Regions from separate parts of the Homo sapiens genome. Here region 2 is linked to region 1. Evidence: chromatin contacts called from ENCODE Hi-C or POLR2A ChIA-PET data. All regions are on one chromosome and are shown on one strand. Each heading gives the region's core, a stretch centred on a gene start or an enhancer-like site at or near the end of the contact. The rest is flanking DNA. Distances are from core to core; before and after follow the strand shown. Region 1 holds the start of BRPF3-AS1 (BRPF3 antisense RNA 1). Region 2 holds the start of FKBP5 (FKBP prolyl isomerase 5).

Region 1 (7,129 bases), core at 2,670-5,169:
ATTTTCCCTTTGCCTGGACTGTCCTGTCACCAACCCAATGTCACTTTACACTCTTTTCACCAGTTCACATCCATCATGATTTAGAACTTGGCTTAAAGAAGTCTCCCATTCTCCAAGAAGCCTTCTTTGAATAATGGTGGCTCCATACTCTTCACTGCCTTATCTATTTTTTCTTGTATGTGTTTTCTACTTATTTCTACCATTCTGGATTGCACACTACTCAAGGCAAGAAAAAATATATTCTATCTATACTTATGATCATTAGTCCCTTTCTAGGTTGAGATTTTGTCATTATTTTCCAAAGAACTTGTGCAGTATTAGACACACTCTAAGTGGTCAATGAATACGTTTTAGAAATACATAAATGGAATTAAATCTAGAGAGTGTGGTATGTTACTCTATTTAAGACCTGTTGTTAACCTAGCTAAACTTTTCCCATTTTCCAAGCAAACTTTACATTCTTAAACCATTTTAATTAGTGTAAAAGTATCGGCCGGGCGCGGTGGCTCACGCCTGTAATCCCAGCACTTTGGGAGGCCGAGGCGGGCGGATCACGAGGTCAGGAGATCGAGACCATCCCGGCTAAAACGGTGAAACCCCGTCTCTACTAAAAATACAAAAAATTAGCTGGGCGTAGTGGCGGGCGCCTGTAGTCCCAGCTACTTGGGAGGCTGAGGCAGGAGAATGGCTTGAACCCGGGAGGCGGAGCTTGCAGTGAGCCGAGATCCCGCCACTGCACTCCAGCCTGGGCGACAGAGCAAGACTCCGTCTCAAAAAAAAAAAAAAAAAAAAAAAAAGTATCACAATGATTCCAACCTCAAACATTCCTCCCAACTGTGGTTTCAGAATTCTTTTAGTCAAGTATCTAAGGAAGGAATATTCTATTAAAAATAATTTAACAATCAATCAAGGCCTATTTTTTTCCTTATCATCCACGTTATTAATCCAGTGGGTACTGCGTCTGACCCCTGAGAGGTTTCTTGGCCTGATAAACTAATGACAATAGTGAAGCATTAACAAAGATATCCTGAGATGCTGAAAAAAAGTATGATGGGGAAGTATGAAAGAAAGAGGTGGGGAAATGGTGATTTTTTTTTGTATTCATGTTTCTTTTAGTTTTAAATGGTAAAACCTTCTCCTATCCCAAATAAGTTGGTTTCTACTTACAGCTGGAAGGTTCTTAAAAACAACTATTTGGAATCAAAGATCCATGCCTCTGTTTGTTGAATTTAATTGCTGTATGGTTTATTGGAAAGGCCAGGGGTGGTGAATTTAAACCGTTTAAAATAGCAAACGATTAAAGTGAATTAAATTTAGTGCCTCTGAGATTTTTGATATATGTTCCAAATTTGTTTTTAATAACATAATTGTTCCATGTTACATTTAAGATTCCATCACAGGGAACTGGTTACGTGTGCAGTTATGCTTGTAGAAACCAATTCCAAATGTCAAAAATTAAAGTGAGGGCAACTGTAATGATATCATTAAAAAAGTAGAAGTTGAAAATGGAAGAGAAACACTTAGGTTGAATAAGGTCTTAATATGAAAGCTTTGAATAGAAAAACCTGAAAAAAATCACATGCATTAGGTTGACTTAAGGCCTTTTCAACAGCATTTAAATCGTTGACTTACAAGTAGAAACCAATGCATTTTCTCAAGGTATTTATTCATTCATTTTAGTGGAAAAAGATAGCTCCTGATCACGCAAATGGGAATTGTGCTAAATAAATTTTGAGAACATCCATCAAGAAATAAAAGTTACTAGTCATATGTATAAATGATTATTATATTTCATGTTTTAATAGTTTCTGTTAGTTTTCAGACTTTTTTTTTCTTAACTACAAGTACTGTAATTGCAATATTTTCTTGCCTCTGGGGCTTTCTCTTCCACAATTAATCATCTTTTTCTTCCACACCTTCCCTCCAAATGATTATTCCCCCTAGCTTCAGAACACTTGACATTAATTCATACTATTTCATCTTCACAGCTTTCAAAACATTGTCCTGCCCTTGCTTAGCTCCACGAGCCACCCCCCTTGCATTTAAAAAATTGGTTAACAGAAGCATTTTTGTACTATCTCTTTGCCAGAAGATGCTATTTACTTGGAAACAAATTAGCTTCCTTAATCAAACTTTTGAATTTGAAACTCTCTATATTTAAATTCCTTAGTATAACATCTATACTTCCAAAGTAGCAGTATGTTCACTTTAAACATTCAGAAAATTTGGATCCTAAGACTTTATCCTTCATCCTTCTGACTCTAGAATACATGTCCTTGATCATCAGAACCAAGAAAGAAATTGAGTCTCACCAGCTACACCACAAGTGCCAGCAGAGGAAACACTTTCAAACTGTCACTCACCTTCACATTTACAGGCAGCTTATCCATACGTCCTTTATAAACATCATTATGTATTGGTGCTTAAGACTTCAGTCACATGAGGTAAGCTTTCCAGTTTACAGGCAAAAGGGGGTGGCAATGGAGCCCTTTTCTTTATTTTTTTGTTTTTTTAGATCAAAACAAAAGCCAGTTTGGTCTGATGCTGCCATTTGTCAAGCATCTTTTAGAAAGCCGCCTAATGCATTAAATTAACCAAGTCAGGTTTAAAGTGTTTCCCATGCCCACAGTGACAGACGAGTTACCAGGCATGCTTAAGCAGACTGTCAAACTTTTGTTTACTCCTTTTAAACGGAAAGTCAGATTTTTTTTTTTTTTTTTTAAAAGATGTGTGGTGCGGAACAAGACGCTCACCTGTACACAACAAAGGCAGGTCTTTCCCGGCTGTCCTCACTGGGGGAGGGGATGGACAATCGCTAGACCTTTGTCCTCAGGTCCTGGGCATGGGGGTTAGGGGAGACGCGACTTTCTGGGAGTCGTGCAGGCACCTGCAGTCAAGAAACTACATATTGGTTTTGACCTCAATGACTGCCCTGGCTTAACCTTTGGAGAGGCCCTTTAGTTCGGGGAGGGGGCTTGCTGCTCCAAACCGTAGCCACGTCACCCACAAGGACTGGGGAGGAAATGACTGACCGCTCAAGAGTCAGGGACCCCTGTCTCTCCCAACTAGACCCGAACGTCCACAGCCCTCTTATCGGGCTCGCCCCGTGGCGGGCAGGGCCGTGGTGCGCAGGGATCGCGGCGGGCGCAGACCCGGTCTCTTGCTCGGTGTCCCCGCCGCGCCCGCACCGCCACCGTGAGGCCGAGCCGGGGATGGTGCCCCGTGGCGGCGGCGGCGGCGCCTCCGCGCTCCTCTCCGCACCGCCCCGGCCGCCGCCGCGCCAGGCACGGGCGGGGGGATTTTTTTCCCGTTTCCCCCTCTTTCGCGCTCTCGCTCCTGTTCAGCGGGAGAGCCCGCAGAGTCAGGGAGGGAGCGAGGGAAGGGGTGGAGGTGGCGGGGGGAGGCCGGAGGGGCGGATCCTGCCTGGGGGCTGATCCCTCCCTCCCCTCGGCCGGGCTCCGTGGCGGCAGCGGCAGCAGCGGCGGCTCCATTCCCCCTCCTCCCCCGGGAGCGGCGGCGGCGGCCGGGCCGGGGCCCCAGCGCGGGCCGGGAGGGGGCACGGCGGAGGCCACGGAGGCAGGCGCGGGAGAAGACCGCGCTCCGCTTCCCGGGCCGCGCCGACCTGCTCGGCGGCCTGCCCGCCCGCGCCCAGGGGCCCCGAACGGTGGGGCCGGGCAGGCGGCTGAGGTAATGGGGGCGGCAGCGGGGCCGGACAGAGCGGGGGCGGGGGCATCGGGGCCTTCGGGGACCAGGGACTGCACGGGGGGAAACCGGAGAAGCGGGGGGCTTTCCGAGCAGGGCGGGGGCGGTGCGAAAGCTCTCTCCTGGAGCGAGGGCGGCGGCAGGGAAGGAGAAGGCGGGTGAGCGGGGGAGCTGAGAAGCGAGGACCCCCTCCCGCAGCCGCCATCTTGTCTCCCCCCCCAGCCCTGGATTCCGAGCCGCTAAGCCCCGCCCCCGCCACGCCTTCCAATTGGCCTGGCCAGACGAGAGTCCCGCCCCTTGAGCGGCCCTAGGTCCCCTGGGTCCCTCTGACGGGCAGGTGACGCAGCCAATGGGTTCTCGCCTCTCCGCCCCGCTCATTCGCTGGCGCTCGCTTTCTCTGTCTGAGGGTCGGACTCCACGTCAGGCTGTCTCTGGTGCGCTCGCCCCTCCCCTCTGAGGAGATGTTATTTCCCTCCTTTCTTCTCCGAGGGGTCAAGATTCTTCTGGAAGAGGTGCCCCCTTAAAGGAGCAGGAGCCTTGGCTGGGGTCCTCCTTGTCTCCTGAGTATCTTGTGTGAGGTGCAGGGGATACAGTCTAATTGCAGAAGCTCCTCATTCTTCGGGGACCTGGATGGGGTGGGTGAGCGAGGGGTCAGGGGGTGCCGAGGGGAAATCTGGGGGGGCGGGGGTTGTTGGAGATATTTTGGAGGTGTGTATGTGGGAAGGGCTGTGTAGGTTGAGAAACTCCCGCCAAAAAACTCGTCTAGACTGTAAGCTCCTTGTGGGCGAAACTCTTTTCATTTCCCTCATCAGCAGTCCCTTCCCCCTCTAGAGTTTCTCCCCGGTGTCTGGAGGCGTGGGTGGGACAAAACACGTCTGTGTAGAGTCTTGCATGGTCGAGAGATGCTTGAGCAGCCGAGGAGGTGGCAGGTGGGGAAGGAGAAGATGGAGCGGCTTTCATGAAAGTGGGCGCCGCACCGCCTGTCTGCGCTGTTTGGGGTCGGTGTGGAGGCAGATGTTCTCACCTCTTCTAGGGCCTCGGTGCCTTTGGAGGGGTGGGTGATGAAGCAGGTCTGTTGGCCCTGTCTGCCCCCAGGGACTTGGCATTTGTAAGGAATCCAGTAGCCAAGGGCCTCTGGAACCCGGACAGAATTGCTGCGATGATTCTGTTTCCTTTGGCTCCAAATGGGGTGTGTGCCAGCCCGCCTGGCACTGCTCCTCAGCCAAATTGGTTTTTTGTTTGTTTCAGTCACACTTTGGGATTGGAAGGCCTTTCAAGTAAAGATGTTAATAATACCTTATTAACAAGTAGCACCTAGAGAGCTAGATTGTGTTACCCTCATTTTACTGATGGAGTATGGAGGCATAGAGAGCTTAAGGGACTTTCTCTAGGTCACAGAGGGCCAAGATTAGAACCTAGATTGCCCCAGAGCCTCGTTTTGTACCAGACCATAGCACCTCTGTGGTGTTCTTAATTCCCACTGAGAGGAATTGAGCATCGGAAGACCTGGGTTCAAATTGTAGCGTTATCACTTACTAGCTTTACGTTGAGTGACATCTTTCTGAGCTTCTGTGTAGATGATAATAGCTACACCATCTCCTAAGGTAGTTGTGAGAAATATTAAAAGTAAGAGGGCTTTGTAGTTTGGAAAAAGTGCTTTTATTATCACCGTCTCTACTTTATATAGATGGTAGACCCTGCAACCAAGGCGATGAATTGTTTTTCTCTTTGAAATCTTCTCTTTGTTCATATCCTTCCAAGTCTGCCCACACCATGGGGCCCTGTATCCCCAAAGGTCTCTCCTGGTGGTGACAGCCTTGGTAACTGCCTACCGCAGCTCCTTATGAGCTTGTCATCCAGAGAATGATGGGGGAAACTAGGACTTTCTCTTGGCTGTACAAGGATAGACTAGATATGAGTGTTCTGGGAGAGACTTTTGAGGTAACAGAATGCATTGAGAGTTTACCTCAGATACTGCCCAGATCATCTTGGCCTTCGGTCGAATGAAGGTCCTAGACAGGCCACTATAACTTCAGAGATCTCTTGGAGCCACTCTCAGAGCTTCTAGGGTTTGTTTCTGCCTGGAAATGTACTAGTTGGTGTATCCTGGATCAGGGGTTCCCAACCCCCAGGCCGCAGACTGTGGCCTGTTAAGAACCAGGCCATACAGCAAGAGGTGAGTGGCGGGCAAGCGAGCATTACCACCTGAGCTCTGCCTCCTGTCAGATCAGCGGCTGCTTTGGATTCTCATAGGAGCGCGAACCCTACTGTGAACTGCGCATGTGAGGGATCTAGGTTGCATGCTCCTTATGAGAATCTGACTAATGCCTGATGATCTGAGGTGGAACAGTGTTCACCACCCACCCTCATCTGTGGAAAAATTGTCTTCCACGAAACCAGTCCCTGGTGCCAAAAAGGCTGGGGACTGCTGTCCTGGATGGTGTCTTTTGTAGGGAATACCCTGCATACTGTAGTTTGAAGCCCTTAGACCATGTATCATAGATATTTCAGATGCCTTCACCCCTTCACCTCTAGGCAGGGTCAAGGAGTAGGGTTTCTGATCGTGGTAAGAGGTATTGGGAGAAGACTCTAGTGACTTTTGATCCTCTGATGGGGCCCATTGTTCACGTACAGAGCTTGACAGTGGATGCTTTTCTTGTTTTCTTTTCTAAACCGTTAACTACATGTGTTTTCCATAGTTAGCTGTCGCCCAGCTTTATGTACATCATTAGAACATTAGATCTTTCCCCATGTTACACTGTAATAATCTGTTTACTTTTCTGTCTTTTGAGTTAGACAGGGCTCCTTGAGGGCAGGGATCATGTGTGTTTGATTTCTTCTTTCATTCAACTAATACTTATTGAGTGGTTACTTAGGAGCTAAGCACTGCTCCAGGAACTGGGGATGCAGCAGTGAACAAGACAAACAAAAATTCTTCCCCTCATGGAGCTTATATTCTAGTGGAAGGAAGGAAACAATAAACATAGTAGTAGGTAAATTATGTAGCATGGTATAAGATGATGAATGTTAAAGGGAAAAATAAAGCAGAATGAAAGGTAGATTGCTGGTGGAGGAAAAGGATTTGCAATTTTAGATAAAGTGGTCAGAGAAGGTCTCACTGAGAAGTGTTGTTCACTTGAAGAAATGAAAGACTCAAAGGAAGTGAAGGAGCAAGCCATGTGGATGCCTGAGGGGCAAGTTGTTCAGACAGAGGGAAAAGCCAGTCCTCTTGGTGGATGCTTGATCATATGGGAGGATGAATGGGTGCATAAGGGCATCCAACTCATAGTCTCCTGGCCTTCTCTCCTTAGGCCTGTCCCCTCAGTTCCCAGGTGCCATGAGGAAGCCTCGTCGGAAGTCCCGGCAGAATGCCGAGGGCCGGCGTTCCCCGTCCCCCTACAGTCTCAAGTGCTCACCCACCCGGGAG
Region 2 (7,129 bases), core at 2,911-5,410, 510 kb before region 1:
TGTGGCTCGCACTTATAATCCCAGCACTTTGGGAGGCCAAAGCAGGAGGATCACTTGAGCTCAGGAGTTGGACACCAGCCTGGGCAACATAGTGAGACCTTATCTCTACTAAAAATTAAAAGTTTTAAAAATTAGCCAGGTGTGGTGGTGTGTGCCTGTAACCCCAGCTACTTGGGAGGCTGAGGTGGGAGGATCACTTGAGACCAGGTGGTTGGGCAGGAGGATCTCTTGAGCCTGGGAAGTCTGCAGTGAGCCATGATGACACCACAGCACTCCAGCCTGGGCAATAAAGCAAGACCCCGACTCAAAAAAAAAAAGACTAGAAGTAAATACTAAATTAAGCATAAAATGTAGGTTCTCAAACTACTATAAGAAGTACAAATTATTTTGAGTAGTGGAATTTTAGTGTTCTAAATATTGTTAAAATATCCTTATTAATCTGTTAGTAACCTGCTAGTACATATGGCCCCACTGTAAATTATTTTAGCCAGTCTCATTTGGCAGTACTGTCTTTTACATAGTAAATAAACATCTCATTTGCAAATTAAATTACACTTAAGTGGTTATTGTTTTAAATCAATAGTTATGTGACATACATACCACCACCACCCAGTCGCTACTGAATGTAGATTTAATTTTCTTTATACTTTTGGGGATATGATGTCAGAATTTTAAAATGCACTAAAATGTACTGCAGAAAAATTTAGAAATATAAAATACTTAAAAAACAAAATCTACTAATCAGCTAAGTTGTAAAGTTCAAATAGTTTCAGAATTATAAAATGCAGATATTTGTTAAACATGAATTACAAAATTTAGTGTGCCAATATGTATAATATAGATTATTCTTTAGGAATTATGAAAACTTATTTTAATTAATGGTCTTTAGAGGAATTCTTCATGCCGGGTACAGCAAGCATATTACTGTTAAATAAAGCAATACTAGGCTAGGCGCGATGGCTCACGCCTGTAATACCAGCACTTTGGGAGGCTGAGGCGGGTGGATCACCTGAGGTCAGGAGTTCGAGACCAGCCTGGCCAACATGGCAAAACCCCGTCTCTACTAAAAATACAAAAATTAGCCGGACATGGTGGCGCAGGCCTGTAGTGTCAGCTACTCAGGAGGCTGAGGCAGGAGAATCGCTTGAACCCGGGAGGCAGAGGTTGCAATGAGCCGAGACTGCGCCCTTGCACTCCAGCCTGGGCAACAAGAGCAAAACGCCATCTCAAAAAAAAAAAAAAAAAAAAAAGCAAAACTAATGTCTATAATAGTGGCATTTGATCTAGCCTCAAAATTAGTTGTTTTAATGTAAGCCCTTGTTTTCTGTAGCTTCATTTATTTAAAAATACTTACTATCACCTCCAAACTCAAAAGGAGTTATACCTGAGGGTAAATGGCTTTAAAAACACTCCCAATGTTTATTGTGTGGATTTGAGAATTCAACTTATGCTTAATTTTTGAAACTGAAATTGTAGTTGATAATTTTATGATATCATCTATTACAAGTTAAAGTAGAGAAAAATCAGTAATTAAAATATCTAAAAACTAAATTTTAAAATGGGCTTTTAATTAAACCTAAAGTTAATAAAACTTTAACTTTTATAGTTAAAATACTAAAATACACATATGTAAATAAATTTATGAAATGCAACTTTATTGTATGTGGTTTATATACATACATCATCACAGAATAAGGACAATAAACAACTAATTATTAATAGTATTTTATATATTTAAGTACACTAAAGAGCAATTATATAAATGATAAAAAATAATGGAAGCTACAGTCTTATCCAGTTCCTTTCAACTATTTACATAGAATAAGCCCTCCGAACGTGAGGATGAATTATTGTTCAACCTATCCACACTAAACATCAAAAAGCCAACTTAGCTTTTAACAGCAGTAACTTCTTCTACAGGTATACAAACAGGATGTTCTTTCCTCTCCAGACTAATTCATCCTAAGCAGAGAAGCCTTTAGGAAACTAAACTGAACCCAAAATATGCATTATTTTCCAAGAATAAACAGATAACTAAAGATTTAATAAGTTGCCTAATGCAATATTTTAAGTTTTTCATTTGAACTGATTAAAAATATGTTTTAAAAAAGAAATTCACCCAAAATTCCCATAACTAAAAGAATTAAAGACTCAGAAACATACAAAGACCTCATAGCTTGTTATGGAGAAATAAAACAATAAAGACCACTATATTCTTTTTAATCTAAAATAGTCACAATTATTGGTTGAAGAGTTGATGGTTCAATGGCGAACTCTTATCAGCTATTAGCTAACTGTAATTACCTAGGCAAATAAGTAAAATGACCATTCAATGAATAATAAACTAGCATAATTAAATCAAGATTAGCAACTTTGTTCTTAACTTAAACTTAATCTCCGAAGTATAAATCTTACCTAATACAGATATCAACCAAGACACATTAGAAGAAAAAAACTGGGTAACTAAATAAAGTGTTTCTCACAAATAATGAGTATTAATAACCCTCGTTTTAAAAATGTCATTTGTATAGAATCTCTAAATTGGTCAGGGCCATAATTGCAGACTGTCAGGCAGAGGTCAGCTGGGGGAGAGACAAACAGAAAATGGTGAAGTGAAAGTATGACAATAAAAATTTCCCACCAGAATAAGAATTTTTTTCAAGTCGATTCTTGGCTTTTGATTCAAACACCAAGAGAAGCAGCTCCCTTTAGAGAATTACTTTATAATTCTCTAAAGTAAAAACCCTTATGGAGGAGGTGGATAGAATCCCAGACTATTAAAAATACTTAACCAAAATATGCTTTAACTTTTCCCTTGTCCACAATCTAACAAAATGGGAAGACAATGAAAATAAACACTCCTGTCTACACTCAGAGAGGCAAAGAAAGCTCCCATTCAGTAGTAAGCCTTATTCCACTGGAAAACATACTCCTGAAAAGTAAATCCAAAACCACGAGCTCAAACTGCTTCATGCAGAATTTACTGAACGGCGGCCAAACGCTGAACACACTGTCCTGAACCACACTGAAGGGTATCTACAATTCTGCATCTCCGCTTACAACTTGAAACTTACTACGCTTTCGCCACCACTGCAGAACCCGATTTTAGAGACTACGATGGTCCTGCCGGTTCGTTAATCGAAGAAAGCCACTCTGCACCCTGACGCTCGTAGTGTCTTTTTGGTAATACTGGTTTTTGACTCTTATACTGTGACCGGTGCACCTTTTTGGACGACCAATAAGGCGGAAGACGTTTTCACGTCCCAGAACAGAAGAGCATAAGGAGCCCTGGCACAGCGTTCAGCCGCTTCGGTATGGCCTGGGAGTGACGCGGATCACCTGTTAGACGGCGCTGCGCGGACTCCTCCACAAGCGGCCGACAGCGGCGATGCGGTTCCCCAACGCTTGTCCCGAGGCGGCAGGTGAAGGCGGGGACCGCCCGTCCACACCCGGAGCGCGGCCACCCCGCCACCATCCCCTTCACAGCCCCGCCAGGTGGGCGAATCCGCCCCGCGCCCGCGGCGTCCCGGCGCTCGGCTCGCCCTGGGGTCCGGTTGTCCCGGCGCCCGGACCCGAAAGCGAAGTTTGGCTCCCGCCCGCAGCGGTGCCGGCTGAGGGTCCGGCCGCCTGTCCGGGGAGAGCCGGGGGCCAGAGACCGGAGGCGGAGCGGGACCTGTCATCCCGGGCGGGAAACAAAAGCCCAGTGAGGACGGGCGGGCGCGACCCGCCTCGCCTCTGCCGGGAGAGGCCGGCGGGGGCGGAGAGCGGCGCCCGCGGTCACTAGTCTCCGCGCCTCCCGCGGGGAGCACCGGCCCCGCGGCCCCTGGGGCGCGGCGAGGGGCGCCGCAGTGGGGCCGAGGCCTCCCGCGCGCTCCCCTCGAGGCTTCCGGACCCCGCTCCCCCGCGACACGCGGCTCCTGGGCTGCGAAGCCGCGTGGGGGTGGGAGCTGAGGCAGCGAGTGCGACCGCGGCGGGACCTGGAAGGAGGGCGTTCGGCTCCCGGGGCGCCGCGGCCGGCCGCCCCATCTCCGTGGCCATGGCGCCGGTACCTGTCGCCGCGGGGGCTCGCCGACTCCGTCACTCTCCGCCTTGCCCGTGCTCCGCTAACCCTTCAGCCCGCCCAGCAGGCCGCCCGCGCGCCGGACACCGCCGCCCGAGACTGGCAGCGCCCGCGAGCCGGCCCGAATCCCCGGGGCAGCGCCCGGCGCCGTCCCGCCCCAGCCGGCCGCAGGACCCGCCTTCCATAGGGCCCCGGGGCTGTCAGTCCGCCCCCAAAAGGCGCGCGGGCTGTCGATCCGCCTGTCCGGATTGGTGGCCGCGCGCCGTCCATGCAAATGAGGCCCCGCCCCCATCATTTGCTCCTCCACCTCCCCACGCCAGCCCACGTGTCTGGCCCTTGCCCTTTGTGGGGGCCATAGAGAAGGGATGGTGGAAACTGACACCCCCTCACATCTCTTACCTCCCGAGAAATTAATGCCTAAGCAAGCTAGTTGACTTCCCATCTGTATCGTCTCTCTGAAGGCACTGCCCCTCCTATCTGTCCACAGGGCCTACCTAGAGGCCGGAGAGGGGCAGGCCAGGCTGTTTGTTAGGTCAGCTGGCCAGGTTAGCCCTAGGAAGCAACCCCATTAAGTCTAAGATGCCCAGTCGGGACTGGGGAAATCCCACCTCGAGAACCAATTTAGCAGATATCACCTCCCTCTGGACACCCAGTGACTGTAAAGACCATACTTTCTCTTGGCTTGCTACCTTTCAAGCAGGAGATCCCAGGAGATTAAAACAGGAAGAGGCCTTACGGCTGAGTTCGGCCAGGTGGGGTGGCTCACGCCTGTAATCCCAGCACTTTGGAAGGCCGAGGTGGGCGGACCACGAGGTCAAGAGATCGAGACCATCCTAGCCAACATGGTGAAACCCCGTCTCTACTAAAAATACAAAAATTAGCTGGGCTTGGTGGCGCGCGCCGTCCCAGCTACTCGGGAGGCTGAGGTAGGAGAATCGCTTGAACCTGGGAGGCAGAGGTTGTAGTGAGTCGAGATCACGCCACTGCACTCCAGCCTGGTGACAGAGCAAGACTCCATCTCAAAACAAAAACAAAAACAAAACGGCTGAGTTCTTCCGCCAACTCCGAAAGGTAGACTGCCAACCAGATGGCTACCTCTGAGTTACTCCCATAGAGATGCAGGAGCTGCACCTGGGCCTTAGGGAATCTCTAATCAACTCTCTCATTTTTAAGGAAACAGAAACCTGATGTCCCATAGCTAGTTACACGTGGGACCTAATAGTTACCTATGGAAACCTAATATCCCATAGCCAGATTAGAACTCATGTCTCCTGGCTCCAAACCTGCTCTCTTTGCACTATACTGCATTCAAACATTTATGAAGAGCCTCGTCCAGAAATCGCCATGCTGCCTTCAAGAGATGATGCCTGGGCGCCGGGCGCGGTGGCTTACGCCTGTAATCCCAGCACTTTGGGAGGCCGAGATGGGCGGATCACCTGAGGTCGGGAGTTCGAGACGAGCCTGACCAACATGGAGAAACCCCGTCTCTACTAAAAATAATTTTAAAAAATTAGCCGGGCATGGTGGCGCATGCCTGTAATCCCAGCTATTCAGGAGGCTGAGGCAGGAGAATTGCTTGAACAGAGGTTGCAGTGAGCCGAGATCGCACCATTGCACTCCAGCCTGGGCAACAAGAGCGAGACTCCATTCTAAAAAAAAAAAAAGGGTGATGATGTCTGCAGAAAAGACAAATAAAGCCAAGACTGAAACCGCCTCGAGGGCAGGGGTTCTGTCTCAGTCATTTGTCTGTCCTCAGTGCCTAGAAGCTTCCCTGTTTACCAGTTGCCGAGGGGAGTCACTGAAACAATGTATTTGTTCATTAACGCAGAAAAACAAAGTTGATCAAAATTCCTCTGCATACTAATACCAATTGATTAAGCATCTACTATGCTTAATAATAGCACATATTAGGCAGGGCACAGTGGTTCACACCTGTAATCCTAGCACTTTGGAAGACAGAGGTGGGCGGATCACCTGAGGTCGGGAGTTCGAGACCAGCCTGACCAACATGGAGAAACCCCATCTTTACTAAAAATACGAAATTAGCCAGGCATGGTGACGCATGCCTGTAATCCCAGCTACTCGGGAGGCTGAGGCAGAAGAATCGCTTGAACCCGGGAGGCGGAGGTTGCAGTGAGCCGAGATGGCACCATTGCACTCCAGCCTGGGCAACAAGAGCAAAACTCCATCTCAAAAAAAATAATAATAAATAAATAAAATAAAATAAAATAAAAATAACAGCACATATTAAGCTCTATGCTATCAGGGTATATATGTCCCAACCCTCAAGGGCTTCATTAGGAGACAGTGACATACACGTAACATGTCAGTTCTCCTCTTCATGTTACAGGGGTTGTGACAGATGTCTGCATAGGGCACAATGGAAGGCGCCAAGGAAAGAGGAATCAGCTCTTCCTACGAGAGGCAGGGAAGGCGTCATTGAAGAGGTCACCTGACAGTAGAGCTGAATCTTAGAAGATGAAGTAGGTGTTTGCCAGACAGAGGGGTGTGGACAAGGGGGAAAGGGACTCCCAGGCAGGAGGGGACAGCGTGAGCAAAAAGCATGCAGACCTGGAAAAGCCTAATAATTGAGGGAACAGTGAGGAGCAGTGTGGGCAAATCTGCAGAGGGCTGTGTGGACGTGTCACATGTCTGGGACCAGGCTCTTCCAGGAGGAAGACAGAAAGGCAGGGGAGGCTGCCAGGCTGTGTTGTAATACACCGCAGCAACAACAACAGGCCCTGTAGATACAGCTACACGGTTCTTTTTTTTTCTAGGCCAGAGTCTGTGGAGAACAGTCAGTTCCACAGTTCCGATGGCAGCCTTGCTAGCCCCACCCACTCTCCCAGAAAACCACTCTGATCACTGCACTTGCCTTCCTTGGCATTTGGAAACACATGTGCTTGCATTTTCCCTAAACATTACTGCCCTTCAGAATTCAAAGATGACATGCGCTATGGCTGCAGATACCTGGATGTGGGATGAGCAGCCCTTTCCTAAGGCACAGTACGGTTCTTTGCAGGGTCTGTACCTAAGACCAGTTCCATGGGTATGTGACCTGTGTAGTAC

The links. Hi-C counts contacts between places; a loop is a spot of excess contacts on that map. ChIA-PET counts read pairs that join two places held with the same protein, here RNA polymerase II (POLR2A). Pooled maps may share reads with other maps.
Region 2: a loop to region 1 is called in a map of ascending aorta, with 5 times the contacts of the local background. The contact joins the promoter of FKBP5 here to the promoter of BRPF3-AS1 in region 1. A Hi-C loop is called at or near these places in 1 of 168 maps with a recorded cell type or tissue (ascending aorta) and 13 of 50 pooled maps. POLR2A ChIA-PET finds 5 or more read pairs at or near these places in 1 of 52 experiments (MCF 10A).

Annotation. Positions count from the first base shown.
Region 1 is chr6:36,193,284-36,200,412 of GRCh38, forward strand. It overlaps BRPF3-AS1 (BRPF3 antisense RNA 1), which reads right to left and starts at 3,920. Exons shown (of 3, transcript NR_187147.1): 1 at 2,754-3,920. It overlaps BRPF3 (bromodomain and PHD finger containing 3), which reads left to right and starts at 3,461. Exons shown (of 13, transcript NM_015695.3): 1 at 3,461-3,687; 2 at 7,014-7,129. The coding sequence starts at 7,040. RefSeq lists a silencer at 3,076-3,815 and an enhancer at 4,166-4,215.
Region 2 is chr6:35,684,755-35,691,883 of GRCh38, forward strand. FKBP5 (FKBP prolyl isomerase 5) reads right to left here and starts at 4,161. Exons shown (of 11, transcript NM_004117.4): 1 at 4,050-4,161. RefSeq lists enhancers at 3,101-3,170, 3,191-3,280 and a silencer at 3,541-4,390.